2 separate regions of the Homo sapiens genome follow, and region 2 is linked to region 1. A link is a loop called in an ENCODE intact Hi-C map of the cell type or tissue named here. Cell type or tissue: heart left ventricle. All regions are shown on one strand. Links, peaks and the distances in the headings refer to the core of each region. The heading gives the core; the rest is flanking DNA. Region 1 overlaps LOC105370324 (a long non-coding RNA gene). Region 2 overlaps MBNL2 (muscleblind like splicing regulator 2).

Evidence for each region. Peaks named below come from ENCODE experiments on the same cell type or tissue, not always from the same donor. Only the 100,000 strongest peaks of a DNase experiment are listed, where the experiment ranks them.
Region 2: it touches region 1 in a loop (2.1-fold over the local background); 2 of 110 quality-filtered maps call a loop at or near these places.

What each region holds. Positions count from the first base shown.
Region 1 is chr13:97,569,494-97,581,147 of GRCh38, forward strand. All of the region lies in intron 3 of LOC105370324 (a long non-coding RNA gene), which reads right to left. Among named protein-coding and RNA genes, the nearest start is that of RAP2A, 140 kb to the left of the region's middle. RefSeq lists an enhancer at 5,675-5,724. In heart left ventricle, for the core only: a CTCF peak has its summit at 5,622; no DNase peak of the experiment used is centred there.
Region 2 is chr13:97,381,938-97,393,591 of GRCh38, forward strand. MBNL2 (muscleblind like splicing regulator 2) reads left to right here. Exons shown (of 9, transcript NM_001382683.1): 9 at 9,385-11,654. The coding sequence ends at 9,512. Among named protein-coding and RNA genes, the nearest start is that of RAP2A, 46 kb to the right of the region's middle. In heart left ventricle, for the core only: no CTCF peak of the experiment used is centred there; a DNase peak (open chromatin) is centred at 5,444.

The DNA.
Region 1 (11,654 bases), core at 3,743-8,742:
TCCTCCAGCGAATAAAAGGATCCTAGATGGCCCCTGGGGGCAATTAACTGCTTTTTGGAAGCTTTCAAACTAATGAATTATGAGATGCAAAAATCAATGGAGACTTACTTTAAAAAAGAAACAGCATCCATCATTAGTGATGTTAGAACCAGGTAACACAGAGTTCTCCAAAACTTTAAAGATGCAGACTGCAGCAACTCTGAGAATGGCTCCTACACCTTAGGTGACAGGCCATGTAATTAACCGAGGGCCCCCCTGTACCTCCCACAGCTGTGCCTGGCCAGTGAGTGATCCTCAGGGACGCCAAAGCAGCCGGTTTCTGGGAGACACTGGACTCTTCTGAAGGTTGATCTTGGCCCAAAGACTCCCCAGTAGCCTTACAAACCTTCCTTAAACTGCACAGCTGTTTCAAAACCACAGTGCTCCCACCTAACCTTCCCACCCTCTCCTCTTCCCTGGATCAGGCTTACAGGGCGAGCCGAAACTCTCGCAGCCTTTTCTGATACTCTTCATCTTCTCTCACACGGTAGTGTCCGCTAATGGAATCTTGGCACATTTAACGCCGTTTTGCCATCTGCCTCCCATAAAGCCTGGACTAACACATGGAATTCAGCACTATCGTCTACCCTCCCACTCACAAAACAAGAATTACATTGTATTTTACAATATAAAATGCATGAACACATTTAATGTACTCAGACTCATGTCCAAAACATGAGAGAGAATGTTCTTTAGCACTAAAACTGTTCACCACTACCTGAAGAGCTAAGGAGCTAGTTTTCTTACCAAAAAGAAAAAAGGCGGGGGGAGGGGTGGTGGCGGGTAGAGGGCATTTAAAATAACATCTGAGAGAAGACTATTTAACTCCCAAAACAACTAGATTCCACTGAAATAACAAACAGAAGTAGAATTGCTAAATCCATCTCTTCTCAGAGAAGAAAAGCACATATTTGCTTTTGCTCCAGAGATTTTTTTAATACAGTATTTAATGGGAAGGCTGAGTTTGTAGGGCAGTTAAATCACAGGAGACCCAGAGAACCAAATACTTCACTCTGTGCTTCATCCGACTTTCCCAGTAGCTCTCCGCTGGCCATTATGCCTCATAGAATGCATTCTAATGGCTTAAAATGACAGTGTTTTGTTTACAAAATGGCTCCATTCCTCAAGGAACCCAAGAGCCTGTGCACTGTAACAGGGCTATTGATAGAAAATAAACTGCACAGTGTGACAGAAGCTGGTCCCACCTTCCTGCCCTGTTATCCATTTTGAGGTCAAACGTATCAGCTCAGAAGTAAGGCCTGAGGGGGCACAGCCAAACATCCCTAAGAGAACTGAGCAAAGAGCTCAGGAAGGTGAACTGAGGGCCAACATCCTGGCACCGATACCAAGGAGAGGATTTGACCCAAGTGTTCACTAAATATTCTGACCTTGAGAGGCAAGTCCTGGAATCATGTGGATTTGCTCTGTCTGCTGAATTTTAAAATGTCAGTCTTAGACTAGAGCTTTAGCAGGGGACTCAGCAGCCTCTCTCCTTTCTGTTTCTAATGCCAAAAAAAAAAAAATACTAAACGCAAATATGATCTAAAACAAGGAAGAGGGTCTGTTTTCTGTAAGAGGCAGAATTTATAAGCTTAGAACAATAAGCGAAATATTAGTCCTTAAATTAGTAAATTCCACTTTGATCTTCTATGAGTGAGAGGAAGAGTTTTGCAAGGGAGAGTTGTAAGGAATTCTCTAGAAACAACAGGCCCTGAAATAGGGTAACTTAAGGTGGTATGTCTTTGTTACTTTTACATATTGCACAAATGACCCATCCAGCCTTGGATAATCACTGTATCCTCACTTTGAGAACTTCCAGAGTAGTGACTCAGTCATCAGTTTTTTTAGTACTCGGCCATATTTTAGTCAACTTCAATAAATAAATGAGTACAGGTTTTTCGAGGGTTAAAACAGTGAATATTTTTTATATCTAAGGCTTTTGAATATGTGTGTATGTGTGTGTGTGTGTGTGCATATATATATTTCATTCATATATTTCATTCATATATATACATATATATGTATATATGTATATATATGTATATATATGTATATATATGTATATATATGTGTATATATATGTATATATATGTGTGTATATATGTATATGTGTGTATATATATATGTATATATATATGTGTGTATATATATGTATATATATATGTGTGTATATATATATGTATATATATATATATATGTATATATGAATGAAATCCCTTAATGGACATAGTGGAATATTAGCCTTAAAAAGGAAAGAAATTATGATAACGTGCTACAACAGAGATGAACTTTGAAGACATAATGCTAAACAAAATTAGCCAGACACAAAAAGACAAATACTGGATGATTCCACTTATATGAGGTATCCAGAGTAGTCAAATTCATAGAAACAAAGTGGAATAGTGGTTACCAGGGTCTGGGAGGCAGGGGAATGGGGAGTTGTTTAATGGGTATAGTTTCAGTTTTGCAAGATTAAAATGTTCTAGAGATTGGTTGCCCAACAATATGAATATACTTAACACTTCTAAACTGTGCACTTAAAAATGGCTAAGATGGTAACCATGTTATGTGTATTTTACCACAATTAAAAAAATGTCTGGCTAGGTGCAGTGGCCCATGCCTATAATCCCAGTGCTTTGGGAGGCCGAGGAAGGAGGATTGCTTGAGGCCAGGAGTTCAAGACCAGCCTGGGCAACACAGTGAGACCTCATCTCTACAGAATTAAAAAAAAAAAATTAGCCAGATGTGGTGGTGCATACCTGTAGTCCCTGCTACTCGTGAGGCTGAAGCAGGAAGATTACTTGACCACAGGAGTTTGAGGCTGCAGTGAGCTGACTACACCACTGCATTCTGGCCTGGACATCAGAGGGAGAACCCGTCTCAAAAAAAAAAAAAAAAAAAAAAAAATGGCTGGGCGCAGTGGCTCACGCCTGTAATCCCAGCACTTTGGGAGGCTGAGGTGGGTGGATCACGAGGTCAGGTGTTCGAGACCAGCCTGACCAATATGGTGAAACCCAGTCTCCACTAAAAATAGAAAAAATTAGCCAGGTGTGGTGGTGCACACCTGTAATCCCAGCTACTCAGGAGGCTGAAGCAGGAGAATCGCTTGAACCCAGGAGGCAGAGGTTGCAGTGAGCTGAGATCACACCACTGCATTCCAGCCTGGGCGACAGAGCAAGACTCCATCTCAAAAAAAAAAAAAAAAAAAACCTTACTATATTAAAGGGTTTACTGACAGATTGCATTTTTCTTCAGAGTCTGTTAGCAATGTCAAAAACATTACTAAAATCACAACAGAAATTCACAAAGCCCAGGAATTACATTTGTTCATATTTGGTGGGGAAAAAATCCTAGTAAAAACTGAACTTGACTGGGGCAGTTCCTATTACTTAATCCAAGGGTTCTGAGTAAGGCAAAGGATTTCTGAAGGAGAAAAAAATGTCAGAAAGATACTAGCTAGCCAGCCCCAAAGCAGTTCTTCCTGGGAATTTCTCTGATTTCTTTTTCAGCTAGCCCACCCACCACACCAAGTATCTCCACCAGATCATCAGGAGAGACAAATGATTCCTCCTCTTATCTCTTAACCAAATGTCCTACTGGTGACCTGAGAGTATCTGCATTTGCAACACATAATAAATGCTTGCTTGGCTAAAAGGGATTAGTAACTCTGACATCATGAACAAAGGACCACACCAGGGAACCATCTGGAATTTGGTAAATCACTACATAGACGGAATGACATTAATTCCAGGGCTTATTTGAGGCTTAATGTCCAAAAACTACTAAGCTATTAATTAGAGAAAATGAAATCCTTTTACACACAAAGCATGCCATTGTGGTATGTATTATGGTCTGGTATATATGTTGGTCCCTCACCAACCCTGGGGACTTCTATCTTGAAAACTATCGTAATTGGCAAAATCAGCCCTGGTCAATATCAGGCTTGCAGAGAAAATAGGGGATTAAGAGGGAGAAAATAAAAATGGTATTTCATATATTTTTTAAAGCAAAGGTTTGAGAAAATAGCAAATTATTTCTTTCCTTTATTTTACTGAATTCTTCTGTACCAAAGCAATGCATGCTTATAACAAGGACAGTGGAGCTATGTAAAGATAGTTAAGAGTCTCCCCCTCCATGCTTCTAATCTCAGTATCCTGAGATAACCAATATTAAGTTTTATAAGTACTCTCCCACAACTTTCCTTATGTTTATACACATATATGTAAATATATTTAAGGATATACAGGATAAATATATATGGAATATATCTCCTATATATGAGATAAAGGTGTACATATTATATAGGATTTTGCTTTAACAAAACTAATGTTACCACTACTTAGTAGTTTATTTCATTTAATAATAACACTATAGATTTCCCTTAACTTTGGTTCCTATAGATGTAATCTTTTATAAAAGCTGCATAATTATCAATAGTAAGAATGAGCCACAATTCAACCATTTATATTTTTTTCAAATAATTTTTTTCCATCACACACAATGCTGGGATAACAAACTTACACATACTTTACTTTTTTTTTAAATTTTTTATTTTTTGAGATGAAGTTTCGCTCTTGTTGCCCAGGCTGGAGTGCAGTGGCATGATCTCGGCTCACTGCAACCTCGGCCTCCCTGGTTCAAGCGATTATCCTACCTCAGCCCCCTGAGTAGCTGCCTTATTTATTTCTGTAAACTATATTTCTAAAAAATGGAACTTCTGTGTCAAAGGGCATATGTATATATATTACATTTTAATACCACTAGATTACTTTTTTAAGAAGACTGTAACAATTTAAATCTCCATGAACACTGAAAAGCATATGAATTTCCCACCACCCTTGCCAGTACTAGATGCCATCAATCTTCTAAACGTTTGCCAGTCTGACAGGCAGAAATCAAATTTCCATCATTTTATTTTTGTTTACCTGACTACTAGGGGGTTTGAGCATCTTTTCATATTTTATTGACCATTTATATTTCCTTTACTATGAATTGCCTGATCATAGCTTTACCTAATCTATCAATCAAGTTGTTTTTCTTTTCTATATCAGTGTGTAGGCACTTAGTTTATTAGGGATATAACCCTTTGTCTGTCTTATATGTGACAAGTAGCTTTCCCTAGATGATGATCATTTAAAAAAAAAAAAAAAAAAAAAACTACATATGATGTTTTGTGACATACGGAAATCTTTATTTTTATGTAGCCTAACTTGTAATTTTTTTTATGGCTTCTGAATTTCTCTTTCAAATGAACTTTAAAACTAGCTTAACAAATTTCTCTTAAATAAATCCTTTTGAGGTACTGATTGGGATTGAACTGAATTCATAGATTAGAGTAATGACCTCTTCACAGTAATGAGTGCCACCATCGCCCACCCTTGCCCCAAAAGTGGTATGATTTTCTCTATATTTAGGTTTTCTTTTATGTCCTTCAGTACTGGTTAGTACTTTCCTTCATTTAGGTCTAAGGCATATTTCAATTGGTTTACTCCTGGGCCTTGATGATTTGTCTGGCAACTAGAATAACATCTTTTCCTGCTCCAGTCTCTGGAGTAGAAGGCTGTGTTTGGAGGCAGCGCAGCCCAGTGGTGGAGGCCGAAGTCTGCAAGCTCAGATTCCCTCGACTGACATCCCAGATCTTCTACTCACTGGCTCTGTGCATGGAGCTAAGCTGACTCCTCTTTCAACAGATTCCCTCGCCGCTGAAGTAGGGATGACAACAGCATACCTCTTCAGTTTGTTGTGAGGATTAAATGAGATAATAACATCACATCTTTAGCACAGACTCTAGAACAGAGTAGTAATTATATGATAACAAAGACAGTGACTATGACGAAGAGAATGATGTAAATCTATTGTTCACACACTCTTACTGGTTTTCATTCCCTTGGCTTTTGTAGGTAGAAAATCATATACCCTTCTAATTGTGACGATTCATCCATTTCCTTGCAATGTTTATGGATTAGTCCGCTCTCGAATTGCTATAAAGAAACGTCTGAGACAAGGTAATTTATAAAGAAAGGAGGTTTAATTGGTTCACGGTTCTGCAGGCTGTACAGGAAGCATGGTTGAGGAGGAAATTTTCAATTATGGCAGAAGACAAAGGGAAAGTAGGCACGTCTAACATGGCCAGAGCAAGAGCAAGAGAGAAGGGGGAGGTGCTACACTTTTTAATAACCAGATCTCATGAGAACTCTATCAGGAGAACAGCACTAGGGGAGCGGTGCTAACCCATTAGAAACCACCCCAGTGACCCAATCCCTCTCACCAGGTCCCACCTCCAACATTGGGGATTACAACTCAGCATGAGATTTGGGTGGGAGAAAAGAATAAAAATGGTACCAAATATATTTTTTAAAACAAAAGTTTGAGAAAATAGTCAATTATTTCTTTCATTCATTTTACTGAATTCTTTCCGTACAAAAGCAATACCTACTTATAGCAAGAACAATGGAGCCATGTGAAGTGAATAATCTCCCCCTCCTTATCAGTTTCCATGTTTGTTTCTTTTATTGTCTAACTACACTGGCTAAGCCCTCCATTACACTGTTGAACTGGAGAAGTGAGAGCTGGTCTTACTGCTTTGGTACTGGCTCTAATGTAAATGCATTTCATTTTCCTAAGTATAACAATTACAGTATGTTCCTGATAGTCAACATAACTTATTGACATAAAGTTATTTATAATATTCTCGTATCATTTTTACTCCAATCTGTAGCCACGTCCCTTTTTCATTTATATTAGTTATAAATTCCCTCTATTATTATTGAAAAAGGTTTCCATATTCTATATTAGTCTCTTTGAAAACCAACAGTTGACTTTAATACCCACCATTTTGTATTTTTTTCTGCTCTCATCTTTATTATTTCCTTCTACTTTCTTTGGGTTTGTTCTTTTCTAATTATTGAGTTGGACCCTTAGCTCCCTAATTCTTTAATTTTCTTTTATATTGATTATATAACTTGTTTCTTTCCTATTCCCTTATGAATTTAAAATTATGCATGGATTTTTTAATAGAGTCTAGGGTTAATAAGGATTTCTACCTTCTCCACTTGTCTCCTATTTTAAATTGTTTCATTTTTCGTTTCAGTTTAGCAAGTAGATTTACTCACCAATGTATTTACCAATTTCTTTGACCATTATTTATTCATTTTTCTTTTTTCTTGAGATTCAATCCATATCCACATAATTCAACTATTTAAAGTGTACAATACAGTAGTTTTTAGTACATTTACAGAGTTGTGCAACCATCACTGCTATCAATTTTAGAACTAATCACCCCAAAAAGAATGTTGTGCCCATTAGCAGTCCCTCTGTTTCCCCAAACCTCTCAGCCCTAATCAACTACTAATCTACTTTCTGTCTTGAAATGTGCCTGTTCTGTACATTGCATATGAATTGAATCATGCAATATGTGGTCTCCTGTGTCTGACTTCCTTTGCTTTGTAGAGTGTTTTCAAGGTTCATCCATGTTGTAACATGTATCAGTACTTCATTACTTTTAACTCTCAAATAATAGTCCATTGTATAGATATACCACATTTTATTTATCTACTCGTTAGTTGATGAGCATTTGGTTGTTTCCATATTTGGGCTATTAAAAATAATGCTTCCATGAACATTCATGTACAAGTTTTTGTGTGGACATTTTTTTTTTGTTTTCTTGGTATAAATCTAGGAGTAGAATTGCTGAGTCATATAGTAGGTCTGTATTTAACCTTGTGAGGAACTGCCAGGCTGTTTTCCAATATGGCTCCACTATCTGACATCCCCACCAGCGGTGTATGAGGGTACCAACTTCTCCACATCCCCATCAACACTGTTATTTTCTCTTATTTATAGTCATATTAGTGGGTATGACATAGTATCTCATTGTGTCACTGTCCATTCTTCACATTCCTTCCAGAAGTATATTCTTTAAAAATCCATGTCAAAGATCTGTTAATAGTAAACTCTTCCAGTTCTTGATGATCCATATTGTCTGTATTTTGCTATGGTTCATGTTAGAGCTTAGCTGGATGTAAAGATCTACTTTGATTTATTCTGCTGTCTTTCTGGATTCCATTATCGCTGGTCAGAAGTCCACTATGTATTATTCCTTTGAAGACATCCTGGGTTTTTTCTGATTAACACTAAGGTTTCTTTTCCTTTGATCTCTGCAGTGTATCTAAATTCTCAAATGTTGATTTACCTCAATTTATCATACTTAGTAGGATTTGTGCTGTCTGTATCTGAGAATCATATCTTTAATCAACTCTAGGAAATTCTCAGCCATACTCCTATATTACAGCCACTGCTTCATCCTTTCTGTTATCTTCTCCAGAACTGCCGTTAAGACATGTGTTGGCCGTTCTCATCTCTTAATCTCTCATTTAAATTCTTCACCACTTCATACTTATGATGCATTCTAGAGAATATCCTCATTCTTTTCCAGTTTACCAATTTAGCTATATTTCATCTGTGCTTAACCTATTGAAGTTTTTTTATATCAATGACTATATTTTCCTTCTCTAAGAGTTCTATTTGGTTCTTTTTCAAATATGCATCATCTTCTTTTTTCACATTTTCTTGTTCTTTTCTGGTGTCTTAATCCTTTTTTAAATAGTTTTATCTATCTTAAACAAATGTAATTCAGTGTGTTTTTCTGCAAATTCTATGATCTAAATTCCTTAGGGGTCTAATTCTGCTATGTTTGTTTCTTGTATTAGTCACTTTTTTTTCCTCTTGTGTTTTATAATATTGAGCTAAAAACTTTCAAGTAACCAAAATGGAAAATATTTAACATAAACATTAGCCATAGTCAGGTAGTACATCTGGGGTACCTGGCAAGATAAATACCAAGAAGAACACTCTAAACTTGGGCTGCAATCAATCACCATAAATAACATACTTCACTCTTGCTTTTTTTTCTTCATGTCTCCCACATATACTCCTTACCAAGACCCAAGAGACACTATAACCACCTCCTTGTTTATTTCCCTTCTCTGATCCTTCTCCAAACCACTCTGTCCTCGCCATCAATGTGATATTTTAAGACTGTACAGCATGTCATGTAGCTCCCTTGATTAAGAATCTTTAGTGGCCTCCTACTGCTCAACACAAAATTCAAACTCTTTGCCAGGTATACAAGGCCATAGATAATCTGCCTCCTCCAATCTGCCACCTGCTGCTTCTCCTGCATGTTTCCCCATCACAAAGCTCCAAGTTACACTGGCCTTCCTTTTCTTCTGTGAAACCAACAAACATGAGGGGATGCCACTTGAGATGAGGCAGCAGAAAGGGAGGGAGAGGGGAGTGATACGGACACACTGCTGACATCACCAAGACATTAGATCAAATCTTGCCTAAAGTCTCTGGGCTTCACAATAATGTCTCTGGGCTTCACAATAATGTCTCATTCCTTTCTCTCTTCATTTCTTCCTTTCCAGCAACCACCTTCACACCCAGCTATTTTTTGTGAGTTAGGGTCTTGATCTGTGAGGAGCTGCTGTGTTACTGTATTGATCCTCTTTCAGAGACTGTCAGAGAAATGTCACAGCCAAAAGCAGAGTTAAGCTGTCTTTAGGGAGACCCTGATTCTATTTCAGGGTCCAGTAAAAGGTGAGAAAGAAAAGCTATTCTTCATATATTCTTGGGAATTCAAAGTTCCCAATACTTAGGAGCAATCAAGTACAATATTTCTATAATTTAGTTCTCTCAGTTCACTATACTTTCTGATAGGCCAGTTTTCTACACTTAACCATACTTATATATTCACTTTTAATTGACTGCCATTTAACATCAGTCATTCACCCTTCAGACTTCTGTGCAACATTAGTTCATATCACTACTCCAGTAGCCAAAACAATTGGTAAGACAATTTTTTATGACCTATCACTCTAGAAAATTCCAAATACTTGTCATATTCTCTTAGTTCAAAACATAGCAAAACAAATCATAAAAAGAATGAAGTTTATCATATTCAAGAATGAAAACCAACAGTTATGGTGTCTTCCAGTTTACATGATTGTTTAAACATGGGTTATTGCCTTAAATTCTAACAATGCTATACTCCTGCAATGTACTTATTATGAATGTCATCCTGGTTTTACCACTGATGGAATGAAACGGATGAAAATGAAACAGTTATTGAGCAACTGTTCTATGCAAGTCATCATCACAGAAGGAGCTTAAATATGTCATTTGATTTGATCATCTGAGAAAGTTGAGTGTCTTCATCACATCACACACTAATTGCCAGGGGCAGAACACATGCCCGGTCTGCAGAGCCCTCTCTGCTATGGCTGGCTTCTTCAACTCCACATTCATGGAGGCCTCTTTTCTATGCAAGCCTATGGGTTGAAAATGATTTATTCTTTGGGAGCTCATTGCTGCCTTTAAAAAAAAAATAGCTGCCGCAGACTTCTCTGTCTTGTGTCTTTGACTTAATGTGATTGGTACTGACTTTGGCACTTCATTATTTTCAAATGACAAAACAAGTAGCTCCCAAGACAATGTAGTTTGGACAAAGTAAGCAGTTCTTAAAATTAAATTACATATTAATAACAGACTTTCCCATTGGAACTCTTTAATATTGTTGCCTTGGGCATAGATCCTATTTTAGTTACATCCTCTGTGCTAAAAGCATTTTCTGGTGATGCTAATGCTGCACCTCATGTTGAAATAAAACACCTCCTTAGAGACATAGATGTTTGTATAATGCAAGTATGATCTAGCAGTCTTAGGGTGGCGTTTGAGCTCCAAAGTGAGATTTATTAAAAGGTAAAGCAATCATATACTGCCTTCCTTCTCCAGCTTCCCTTCTTAAATTAGTAATGTCAGTCTATCTCAGATTCTCCCTACCTCCTTATTCTTTGATTTTTCTCCATAATACTTATCTGATATGCTGTATATTTTATTTCTATTTCCCTCAATAGAGTGGCAGCTCCCTGAGACCAGGGACTTTGGCTCTTTTATTCAGTCCTCCATCCCCAGCACCTTGAATGGTGTCCGGCACATGTTAGACAGGGGGACTGAAGTCTATCATACTGGGGGTAGTAGGGAGCTCTTTAGAAAAAAAAAACCACAAAGGTACAAATATAAAAATTATATGTAAACTGTATCAATATCATTATCCTAGTGTTTTTGTTTGGTTGGTTTTTGTTCGGTTGGTTTTTTTTGAGACAGAGTCTCGCTGTGTCGCCCAGGTTGGAGTGCAATGGCGTGATCTGGGCTCACTGCAACCTCCGCCTCCCGGGTTCAAGCGATTCTCCTGCCTCAGCCTCCTGAGTAACTGGGATTACAGGCACCCATCACCATGCCCGGCTAGTTTTTGTATTTTTAGTAGAGACGGAGTTTTGCTATGTTAGTCAGGCTGGTCTCGAACTCCTGACCTCTGGTGATCCGCCTGCCTCAGCCTCCCAAAGTGCCGGGATTACAGGCATGAGCCACTGCATCCGGCCTCATTATCCTAGTTTTGATACTATAGTATAGTTTTGCACAATGTTGCCATTGGGGAAATAGGAAACGGGATGAATAATGCACAGAATTCCTCTGCATTATTTCCTACAACTGCATGTGAATCTACAGTCTCAAAATTTAGAATGTCTAATTTAAAATAACTATTAATATATAAA
Region 2 (11,654 bases), core at 2,505-7,504, 190 kb before region 1:
AATACAGTGCTGATTTTTAAAGGTATAAAAATGTTTTCTCAGATTCTACTTTATGTCCAGGAGTCATCTTCAGTGAAGCAGCCTATTTAATCTCAGAGAGCCTCACTTCCTACACAACTTACTGTAAATATTTTAAACACTTTCAAATATTTTCTTAGTGTGTCCCACATATTATATATTTTTTCTTGATTTAGTAGAGGAATTTATCCTGCTTTAGTACACATACAGTCCCTAATTTTAAACATATTCAAAATTACCTTTGTCATTTGGTTTGAAATTCAGTTCTCCTACAGAGACAGCCATGGCCTTGGTGGTTAGATCTCTGGGCTGGCCTACAACCATTTTATTTAGTTTGTGGCATTTTTATAAGTAACACAGTGCTAAAGCATGGCCCAGGCCAAATGCCACTCATGTCTATGATGTTGCTATATCTTTGGGATTCAAGAAACATATCACCAAACCCCCAGATGTCCATGCAACAGAAAATAGAAAATTCCGTCACCTCCTCCACCTGCTGGAGCTGTGGAGGCGCCATAATCCCTGGTGAATTCCATGACTAGAATGTCATCCGGGGAAAGCCTGTGGAGTCGGAATGGGAAGTATGGTGTGGAATCACAAATGTTGGGTAAGGAATAGGAAGATAAAATCTCGGGCCTGCTTCTGGGTAGCCACCAGACCCATTCACACCACCTTCTTCCCCATTTCTCTTGATGCCATGGTTTCATCTGCCAACTATTTTTTTTTTTTTTTTTTTGAAAAGGGTGTCTCACTCTGTCACCGAGGCTGGAGTGCAGTGGCGCCATCTTGGCTCACCACAACCTCCAACCTCCGCCTCCCGGGTTCAAGTGATTCTCCTGCCTTAGCCTCACTTGGGCCATGCCTGGCTAATTTTTTTGTAGAGACAGGGTTTCACTTTTTTTTTCCTGGCTATCATGCAGTCCTTCCAATCTAGGGTTTTGTTTTGATTTTACCTTTTCTGGCACCTGCTGAGGAAACACAGTCGCATAACTCCCCTCCTTCTGAATAAATACACAGTGCTCTTGAATATGTCTTTGCTTAAAACACTTCTAGAACGCCAGCGGAAAGGGCCAGGAAAGAAAAGTCTCCTTCTCATGCCTCTTTACCTTCATCCTCATTTATATCATATAGGAGAAGAAAAGTGTTCACCCTTGGATGACATATGGGTTGTTAGATGGTCTGAGGACAAGATTCCCATCTCAGCATGAGAGCCACAGAAATGATCCTCAGAATTCCCCCAGGGGAGCTAGGATTGAAGGAGACTGTCTGGAGTCAGGGAGGGGATTATAATCAAAGCCTAACTGCAATACTCATAAGAACCTAGATGTTTTTACATGTGACATGGACTCATGCAAAGAGCAGAATCTTATTCAAAGTTGAGCATTCCCGTTTATGAATTTTATCCAGATACTCTAAGTTGTCAATGTGAACCCTGGTCAGTAATCTTCAGCGAGGACAGTATTATTGCTTTTCATGTAAAACGTCAATTATTAATAGTTTTAAATGACAATTTTTCTTTAGTATATCTAAAAATATTTTGTTCAAATATAATCAAGTGGAAAATATTGGACAGAAATGAGTCATCCACAAAAAGTATCATTGAAACTAGGGGAATTAGAGCTTTGAATATAAACTTTCTACTAAACAGCAGAGGACAAAACAATAATTCTGGCAAAACTCCTCTTGAAGGTGCTATGAAATATTACGGACATTACAACCTCAGTGTGCTCTTCTCCAGAGTAAAGCTGATTGTCATATTTGATAATTTTTCCCCAGGACCTCAGTGTATGCCTTTTCTGTGCAAATAAAACTACATTTTGAAAATAAGTCAAATATGGCATGACACTGCCCAACCTCCGAACAATATTCCCCCAGAATAATGAATCAGACTATTTTTAAGTGTCTTTTCATATACTACTGATGATCTCTGAGCTTTTTATATAATTAATTTTTTTTTTTTTTGAGCGGGAGTCTCGTCCTGTTGCCCAGGCTGGAGTGTGGTGGCGCAATCTTGGCTCACTGCAACCTCCACCTCCCAGGTTCAAGTGATTCTCCTGCCTCAACCTCCCAAGTAGCTGGGATTACAGGCGTGCACCACCACACCCAACTAATTTTTGTATTTTTAGTAGAGACAGGGTTTCAACCACGTTGGCCAGGCTGGTCTCGAACTCCTGACCTCAAGTGATCTGTCCACCTAGGCCTCCCAAAGTGCTGGGATTACAAGCATGAGCCACTGCACCCGGCCTATATTTAAAATTTTATAGTCATGAAATAGGCCAAAGAAAGTTCTTGAAAGTGTACATTTGTTAACATGTATAATTATAATTGCTTTAATTACTTTTTTATCTGATACCATATATTCACTAAGAGACTAAGACACTTCTTTTGACTTCAGTAATCCATACTGTGATTAAGTACTGAATTATACTGGAGTCAAAATGTACACATGTCCCTTTGCCTCTGTGCAGTTTGCTTCAACTGAAAGATCTCACAAGTGTAGCCTCTCAGGCAAGATCAGGGCATTTCAGACAGTCATGGCTGCTGTGGAGAAGAGGTGTGGGGCAGTGGGGAAAAGGTGGAGAGAATATTAAATGGTGCACAGACTAAAGGAGGAAGCAATGCTAACAGAGAGTGGGAAGAAGGAACTTGTGAGACAGAATCAGAAGAAAACACTGGATGAAGAAACACAGACTGGGAGGGTGAGCAACGTGCGAGCCTCCTTAGCTTAGCCCTATTTTTAGGAAATGCCAATTAATTGCCTATTTTTAAATTAATAATAAATTTTGTTTAAAGAGGCAGTGAAATATTATTAATATCTTTAACTGCCTTCTGGGGAAACAGGGCCTTGTAACCATGGCAAAAGATTTCTAAGAAACCTACCAAGTCTAGAAGGTTACTTTAGGTGAATTTTTATCTGCTGTATTTCCCTTCTCTGTGAGTGATTCTGCCCCCAGCCTGGAATATTTTCCCCTTTATCTATAATGGGGAGTAGGGAGAATGGGAGAATGGGGAGGGAATGTTTATTTCTCTTAGATATTTCTGAGTCCTTAACTACCCTAACAAGGTGCACAGATGACACATCTTGTGCAAAGGGTTCTTTTTCTGCCCCATTCCTGTTTCTCCCATGAATGGTCTGGTGGTCTTCTGTTGATGCCAGCATTGTGGCACTGTGTCTTCAATGACTTCAATTTATTTAGCCATCCATGCAAGCAACAATTAATAAATTCCCAGCCCTATCCTAGATACTGGGGCTATAAAGATGAATGAGACAGTCCCCCTGTCCTTAAAGAGCTTGGTTTGGCTGTGGACCCAGTTAGTGCACCAGCCCTGCTTGGAAGTACCCACTTGAGATTCCATGTTAGTGACATCAAGATGCATTGAGATTCCTTAGTAGTTTAGCAAGGCTGCACAAATATGTTATAAGGTATTTTTTATCTATGCCATCCAAACTCAACATTACAAAGACAGTCCTAATGGCTATTCACAGGAAGACTGAACCAAAACATCCATTATTTCTCTTTTCTAATTGCTTGATGACTTGCATATATGGAAATTCTTGGCATTTTCACTGGAATGTTTTCCTATCAATTAAGCAGAGCAGGAACAGTTCTTACCAAATTTAATATTGAGCTATCATTTTAAAAAATAACTCATCTGACATCCTTGAATCTTTGAAATGAGCACTTTTACATAAGAAGTATAAACACTTCTAGAAGTCACCTAGAAGCCCACAGTTTCCAAAGTTATACATACGTACAATTCCTGGAGATCAACCTCAAGGTAGAAAACCCAGAATGTATTAATACTTGGTACCTCTGAAATACTAAGGAAATTCTACGTTGATTTGTCTTCTCTTGCACCATTCTGCATGAGGACTGGTTAGTTCAGCTGTTAAGTTCATGGTGCTGATTAGTTCAAGTTCAGTGTTTCAGTCTCTGCAGAGACTATTTTGCTTTGAACCAAGTGTGTTTCTCACCCTGTTCAGCTCTTTTTTGAGCGCACATCATGAGTGACAGGTATGGATGGCTCAGCCTAAATCCATCATCACATGGCAGAGACAAGAAAACATGCATGTTTCATAACTGATGACTCAGTCAAGGGAGGGTTGGTATTTTCTTTTTAGGTAGAGGGTGCCTTGTTGGTCACATACTCTCTTTCTTTGGGCGAAAGCCAAATGTCTGAAAGTTGTAGGACTAACTCTCCTGTAAACCTGCTCTCCTGGTCTCACTCTTACCACTGCTGCCTGCCATGATGTTGCCTGTAGCGTTGGCTGATGCCAGCTCAGGAAGCCATCCAGACTTAGTGAATATAGTGGATATTGCCTTCAAGAAAGTAAAGCTGATGAGGACACAAACCAGCAGCTCTTAGCTGAATTTAGCCCAAAGATATATATGATCCTTCTGTGATGTGAATTCATTGCTGAATTTCCAGCTTCTTTTGGCAAATGAAAAGGTCAAGTAATATGGAGCCCATGTTTCCGCAGGTAGCACTTGGCTGGGGCTGAGTGGCTGTTGCCACACCCTCGACCTGGCCTATTCACTTACATATCTTTCCTGCCTGGCCCCAGGAGGCTTAGTATTAGACAGTACCTAATCTGGTCCACTTTTTAGTAAGGTTGGCTACCACTGCACTGTGAGTCAATGGCAGGCAATTCACTGAGGACACTATAATTATTAAATGGCTGCTCATAACATATTTGATAGAAAAATAACCCATTTGATGCTTTTGAAGCCATTCATGCTTTGTCTTCAACAAGTAAATATGAAACTAATCAGGTACTGGATTCACATTGGGGTAACTTGAGAACGTATATTGAGCAGAATCATCAGATTCTTAAATCCAACCACCTAGGGGAGACAGTTTAATTCACTTAATGTGATTTCCTTTCCTTATTGATAAGCAGACTCCATTGTAGCCAGCTGATATTTTTGCATCAGAGATACTCTTGTTCCACCCAGAGGGGCCACTGAAGATTTAGAAAAGTACTCATGATTTGAGATCAAGTGTATCTTTGCCTTAAAAACAGAATCACAGATACTGTGGGCATCAGCTATTCCTATTTTTGTCTGTTCTCCTTTTAGTGGAAAAAGGAATTGAAAATAATGCTTGCAGTTCAGAATTTTGATTTACCATACTAGATTAGCTAGAATCTTATTTAATAATTTAACTTCCTTCTCCTGTCATGGTGCTTTGTTATATAAAACACTACTTACTTGAGGCAATAGTCTCCCAGGGAGACAAATAGAAATATAGCTTGTTGAATATCTTTGATTTCTTTCCTACCGTCATAGTTTGCCAAGATTTCTCAGCAGCTGAGGCAGCGGCACTGTGGTGCGGTAGGGTGTTCTGATGCTATAAGCAGACACGTTTGCAACATCCATCTGGAGGAGCCCTGGGGCAGGATGTGGTTGACCACCCAGGCAAGGATGCCCTGAATGAGAGGCCCAGCAGCCTCACAGTCCCCCAGCAATTTCCACCCATCTAGCCCCTCCAAACAGTCTCACTGTCTCCCCTCTAAAGCTCCAAGTGCATTTGCTGTAGGTTCCACCCCAGGGCCTCGCCTTCCCCTGATTCCCAAGCTCACAGGGGTTCTTCTAAGCACCCTCTGAAGCAGGCTCCATGAGGCACAGCCATGCTCTTTGGAACCTCTGTGTCCCGTCGCCCTATCTCAGACCGTCCCCATGCCCTGGAGGGGATGCCTTCACCAATGAGCAGAGTGACATCTCCAAACTCATGCTGGTTTGTGCAAGCACTTTGTACATTGTGCAAGCCAGTTAAAATTATGCACGTCATCTTTTCCATGTCTGCAAAATATGATCACAATACTGACCTAGCTTGTAAGACTCTAGCTTGTAAATTCTCAGAGCCTCCTGAAAATCAAGGGGATATATCTTAAAATTCAAACAAAAACAAGGGTGCTTCAGAGAGGAGACTGGCAGGAGACCCCCAATGTGGTGGCTGTTTCTCTGACTTACGCATACCCTGGCAGACCCTATGAGTTTTCCACTTCCCTTTCAAGACAGCATGGGGTGCTGTGCCTTGGAGGTTGAGTAGGGAACTTTGGGCACCAGCTTTGACCAAATGCAGGACAGGAAAGAAGTGATGGACAGTTGGTCTGTTGAGCTCACTTTGGTGAACTGTATTTTAATTAGCATTTTAAGAAATGGAGAAGTTCAAAATTAAGGTTGATCCACATCAGATGAGTAGCCCATGTGCCAGGGCCACATATAAGCCTGGTATTTTAAGAAGGTATGTTTCTTATCTGTAATGAAATATTCAGGCACCCCATGAAGGTTTTGATCCTCCTGGCCACAAAACTACAATAAAGATGGAAAAAGTTTATACATATACATACATACATATATATATATATATATATATCATTGGTATGGGAGAAAATCTCTGAAAAGAGGTAACAGGAAAGCACACAAAATGTATCTATTCATCAAACATTAAATTATGTTTGTTTAGTGCTAAATCAACATATAATCTGAATAAAGAAAAGCCATGTTAAAAACTAGACAAGAGGTTCCTCTTTCTCTCAAAGCAGCTTCTCCTCTCCCTCCCGCCAGTCCCCACAAGCACACACACTTGGCTTTCCACTTTCCTCCTGTCCTGTGGGTGGTCTTCCGGCTAGATCTGTCCCACACTCCCCTGGGACTCTCGGGCCTGTAAGGTCCTGTGCCTCCTAACAACAGAAGTGCAATCAGATGGGTGCTAGTGATATGACAGGCCCTCAGTTGATAACTGTTCTTGATCTGTATCCCTGTTCTGTCTATATCTCCAGGGCATATTTCACCCCAGAGTACAGATAATACAGACTGTATCAGCAAGCTGTATTTCTCAGGAAAAAAAAATTTAATAATCAGAAGATATTTCCAAGAAAAATGCTGCCACCCAAAAATGGAACCTATAAGGAAAAACACCCAAAGCTTTCCCACCTTCTAAGATTAAATCTGTTGAACCTCTTGAAGTTCACAGATGCCAAGAGTGTGATTCGTTTTTTATACCAAATGACAGCCAAAGACAAAGACCAGGGGATGGCCAGAGTTTTCTGGCCTAGATGCCAGGCAGCAGTCACAGCTGAGAGTTCAATAGTCCCAGGGCTCATTTTTATTGATGTCTTTATTCATATAATAGCTCATCGGTAGACTGGGGCAGAGGGGAAGTGCAGTCTGGGTGAGACTAGTTTATGCTTTAGTTAGCTCCAAGACTGATTTACAGTCCAATTAAATTTCAGTGGTCATTTATGTCTGTTCGTCAAATACAAGTTCAAAGCCTTGCCATAGGTAACTTCCATAACCCACGTTTGCCCATTCTAATTTGCCATTGCTATGCTTTTCATAGAATACTTCTTTTCCAGATGGTTAGGAATTTCATTCTTTATAGCATTTCAATTTCAGCAAATAAGCAAGAATCTAAATGCATTCTAAAATACATATTATTATATATCAATTTAAGAAACTGGCTGGGTACAGTGGCTCACGCCTATAATCCAGCACTTTGGGAGTCTGAGGTGGAAGGATTTCTTGAGCCTAGGAGTTTGAGACAAGCCAGGGCAACACAGGAAGACCCCATCTCTACAAAAATAAAAATGGAAATTAGGCAGGCATGGTGGTGCGTGGTTGTAGTCCCAGCTACTCAGGAGGCTAAAGTGGGAGGATTGCTTGAGGCCAGGAATTCAAGGCTTCAGTGAGCTGTGATTACACCACTGCATTCCTAACTGGGCAACAGAGGGAGACCCTGTCTCAAAAAAAAAAGAAAGAAAGAAAGAAAGAAAGAAACTGCAATTTTTTTTCCAGAGTTATTTTAGAAACTTTTTTTTTAAAAGTAAAAGAAAAAGAAAAATCAGACATGATTTGATGGACTAGGGTGCGTTCTTATTTGGAAAACTTACAGATAGGCTTGAAACTAAGGGATGAAATCAAAACATTTCTATTTAATATCTAAATCTAGAAAATTTGAATATTACCTATTGGCAATGATAATATTCAAAGATAATAGTATTCAAATACTAGATGCTGTGTTTACATATAAAATAATATCTTATTAATTTTATTCATGTCTGTTAGTACACAAGACAAGGAATGCTATTTTTCCCAGTTAATTTTACATTCCTAGGAATATTTAAGAATCAAAGAATGACCTTATCTGAAGTTTTAAGTTTCCATTTACTATAAATATTTAATGTAAATTAGTTCTTTCTCTATTTTTATGAATTCTCTACACATCTGTCTGTTTCAATAAAATAAAGAATACTCATGTTTATTTCATGGGAGGAACATATACTAAAATTGTTGCATATAAAGTACAGGAGCACTCACTTAAAGGGAAAAAATATCCACGTGGAGAAATTATACATAACAGGATAATACAGTATGCTTAGGAAAATAAGGCTTTTGTTGGGAATTGAATCCTAGTGTGCAGAAGTATTAGCTGACTCTCATTATAAACAAATTTTACCAGTTATTTCCTAACAGACTCTTGTTTAATGAATAAACGCTTTGCTTATTAATTACACAAAATTTGGTCAAAGCATTAGAAAAGATTAAATAGTTTTGTTACGGTGTGTTAAAAACTTGGCTTTTAACCTTGACATTTAATGGATTGGACCACACGGGCCAAGTTCCTTCTCCTTTGCAAAGGTATGGAGCTGGAAATGAACTTAGAGATCAGACTCAAGGGACCACAGCTTGCACTTAATAGTTTACCTTTATCTGTGCTTTAGCTGTGCTTTTGGATGTATTAAGAACTTTTTAACTGCCTTAATAGACTGTTATCCCTTTTACTCTTTGATATGTGACATTTAAATATACCTTGAATTTGAACTGGTTGTCGTTATGTGTTGGGAACAAAATTACTTTTGATGGGAATACATTTTTGAATTAAAAATGCAAGTTAATAGATAAATAATATCTGATTATTATAGATTTTGAAATATTTATATTTAAGCCTTACAAATGACTTTTCAGTACAAACAAATTCTCTGATTAGACTTTCTGATCACCGTAGCAAATATGAATTGGACAATAATGTGAATGTATAATAAAGAGCTATAAAGCAAAAATTTTAAAAAGAAATTGTGGTCTAAACATGCATGCCTCTCTATATGCTGCCACAGTTTTCCAGAAAGTACTGTGCATTTGAATCATCTTTCTTTATAGTGGCCACATAGCAGAAGTGGTTAAGTGTAAAGTTTTTCAGCATGAAGGGCGGGTATTGTGCAAATTTATAATTGCATCAAAATAATGAGAGATTGAAGAAAACTCTGATTTTCAAATGTCTATTTTTGAAGAGTAAAACTTAAACTCATTATTTTTCCTCCCAGAAGGATACCTAAATCATGCTTGTCTTTCTCTTTAACAGATAATTCTGAAATAATCAGCAGAAACGGAATGGAATGCCAAGAATCTGCATTGAGAATAACTAAACATTGTTACTGTACATACTATCCTGTTTCCTCCTCAATAGAATTGCCACAAACTGCATGCTAAATAAAGATGTAGTTCTTCTGGACAGACCACAACTCTAAGAAGCTAGTGCTGCTATCTCATATATGAGTATTAAATATGGTATGCTTAGTATATTCCAACCTAAGATAGTTAACTACCTGAGACCAGCTGTGATGTTTAAAGACATAAAGGATAAAGTTTACTTTTAAAGGGTTTCTAAACATAGTTTCTGTCCTAGGAATATTGTCTTATCTCCATAACTATAGCTGATGCAGAAAGTCCAGCCAGTTTACTCATTTCGATTCAGAATATTTCAAATTTAGCAATAAACAATTAGCATTAGTTAAAAAAGAAACATATTCCAAGGGCAGGTTCGATTCTAGCTCTAATTACTGTCATGTCATTTACCCACTGGATCAAAGGGTATGTTTCACTTCTTGACAATATAAATGCTGCAGCAAAGATGAGAGGTGAAGTAAAACCGATACCTGTCCTGCAGGTCTAAAATTTGAATGGAAATTCAAGCACAAGTACTGGGGACACATCAAAGTGTGGTGTTTGGTTTGCCTGGAGATGCCACGTTGAATCATGTGATTCTAGATTAACATTAAATAGATTGAAAAAGAAACTTTGCACGGTATGAGCTTCATACCCCACCAAACAAAGTCTTGAAGGTATTATTTTACAAGTATATTTTTAAAGTTGTTTTATAAGAGAGACTTTGTAGAAGTGCCTAGATTTTGCCAGACTTCATCCAGCTTGACAAGATTGAGAGGCCCATGCCAACAGTCTAATCTAAGAGATTAGTCTTTCAAACTCACCATCCAGTTGCCTGTTACAGAATAACTCTTCTTAACTAAAAACCTAGTCAAACAAGGAAGCTGTAGGTGAGGAGATCTGTATAATATTCTAATTTAAGTAAGTTTGAGTTTAGTCACTGCAAATTTGACTGTGACTTTAATCTAAATTACTATGTAAACAAAAAGTAGATAGTTTCACTTTTTAAAAAATCCATTACTGTTTTGCATTTCAAAAGTTGGATTAAAGGGTTGTAACTGACTACAGCATGGAAAAAAATAGTTCTTTTAATTCTTTCACCTTAAAGCATATTTTATGTCTCAAAAGTATAAAAAACTTTAATACAAGTACATACATATTATATATACACATACATATATATACTATATATGGATGAAACATATTTTAATGTTGTTTACTTTTTTAAATACTTGGTTGATCTTCAAGGTAATAGCGATACAATTAAATTTTGTTCAGAAAGTTTGTTTTAAAGTTTATTTTAAGCACTATCGTACCAAATATTTCATATTTCACATTTTATATGTTGCACATAGCCTATACAGTACCTACATAGTTTTTAAATTATTGTTTAAAAAACAAAACAGCTGTTATAAATGAATATTATGTGTAATTGTTTCAAACATCCATTTTCTTTGTGAACATATTAGTGATTGAAGTATTTTGACTTTTGAGATTGAATGTAAAATATTTTAAATTTGGGATCATCGCCTGTTCTGAAAACTAGATGCACCAACCGTATCATTATTTGTTTGAGGAAAAAAAGAAATCTGCATTTTAATTCATGTTGGTCAAAGTCGAATTACTATCTATTTATCTTATATCGTAGATCTGATAACCCTATCTAAAAGAAAGTCACACGCTAAATGTATTCTTACATAGTGCTTGTATCGTTGCATTTGTTTTAATTTGTGGAAAAGTATTGTATCTAACTTGTATTACTTTGGTAGTTTCATCTTTATGTATTATTGATATTTGTAATTTTCTCAACTATAACAATGTAGTTACGCTACAACTTGCCTAAAACATTCAAACTTGTTTTCTTTTTTCTGTTTTTTTCTTTGTTAATTCATTTAAACTCATTGAAAACATAGTATACATTACTAAAAGGTAAATTATGGGAATCACTGAAATATTTTTGTAGATTAATTGTTGTAACATTGTCTTTCTTTTTTTTCTTTTGTTTCATGATTTTGATTTTTAAAATTATTAGCACACAACTATTTTCAGCCCTTTAATAATGGAGCATCAAAAACATCACCTGTAACCCCAAGCAAATATAGAAGACTGTATTTTTTACTATGATATCCATTTTCCAGAATTGTGATTACAATATGCAAAGAGTCATAAATATGCCATTTACAATAA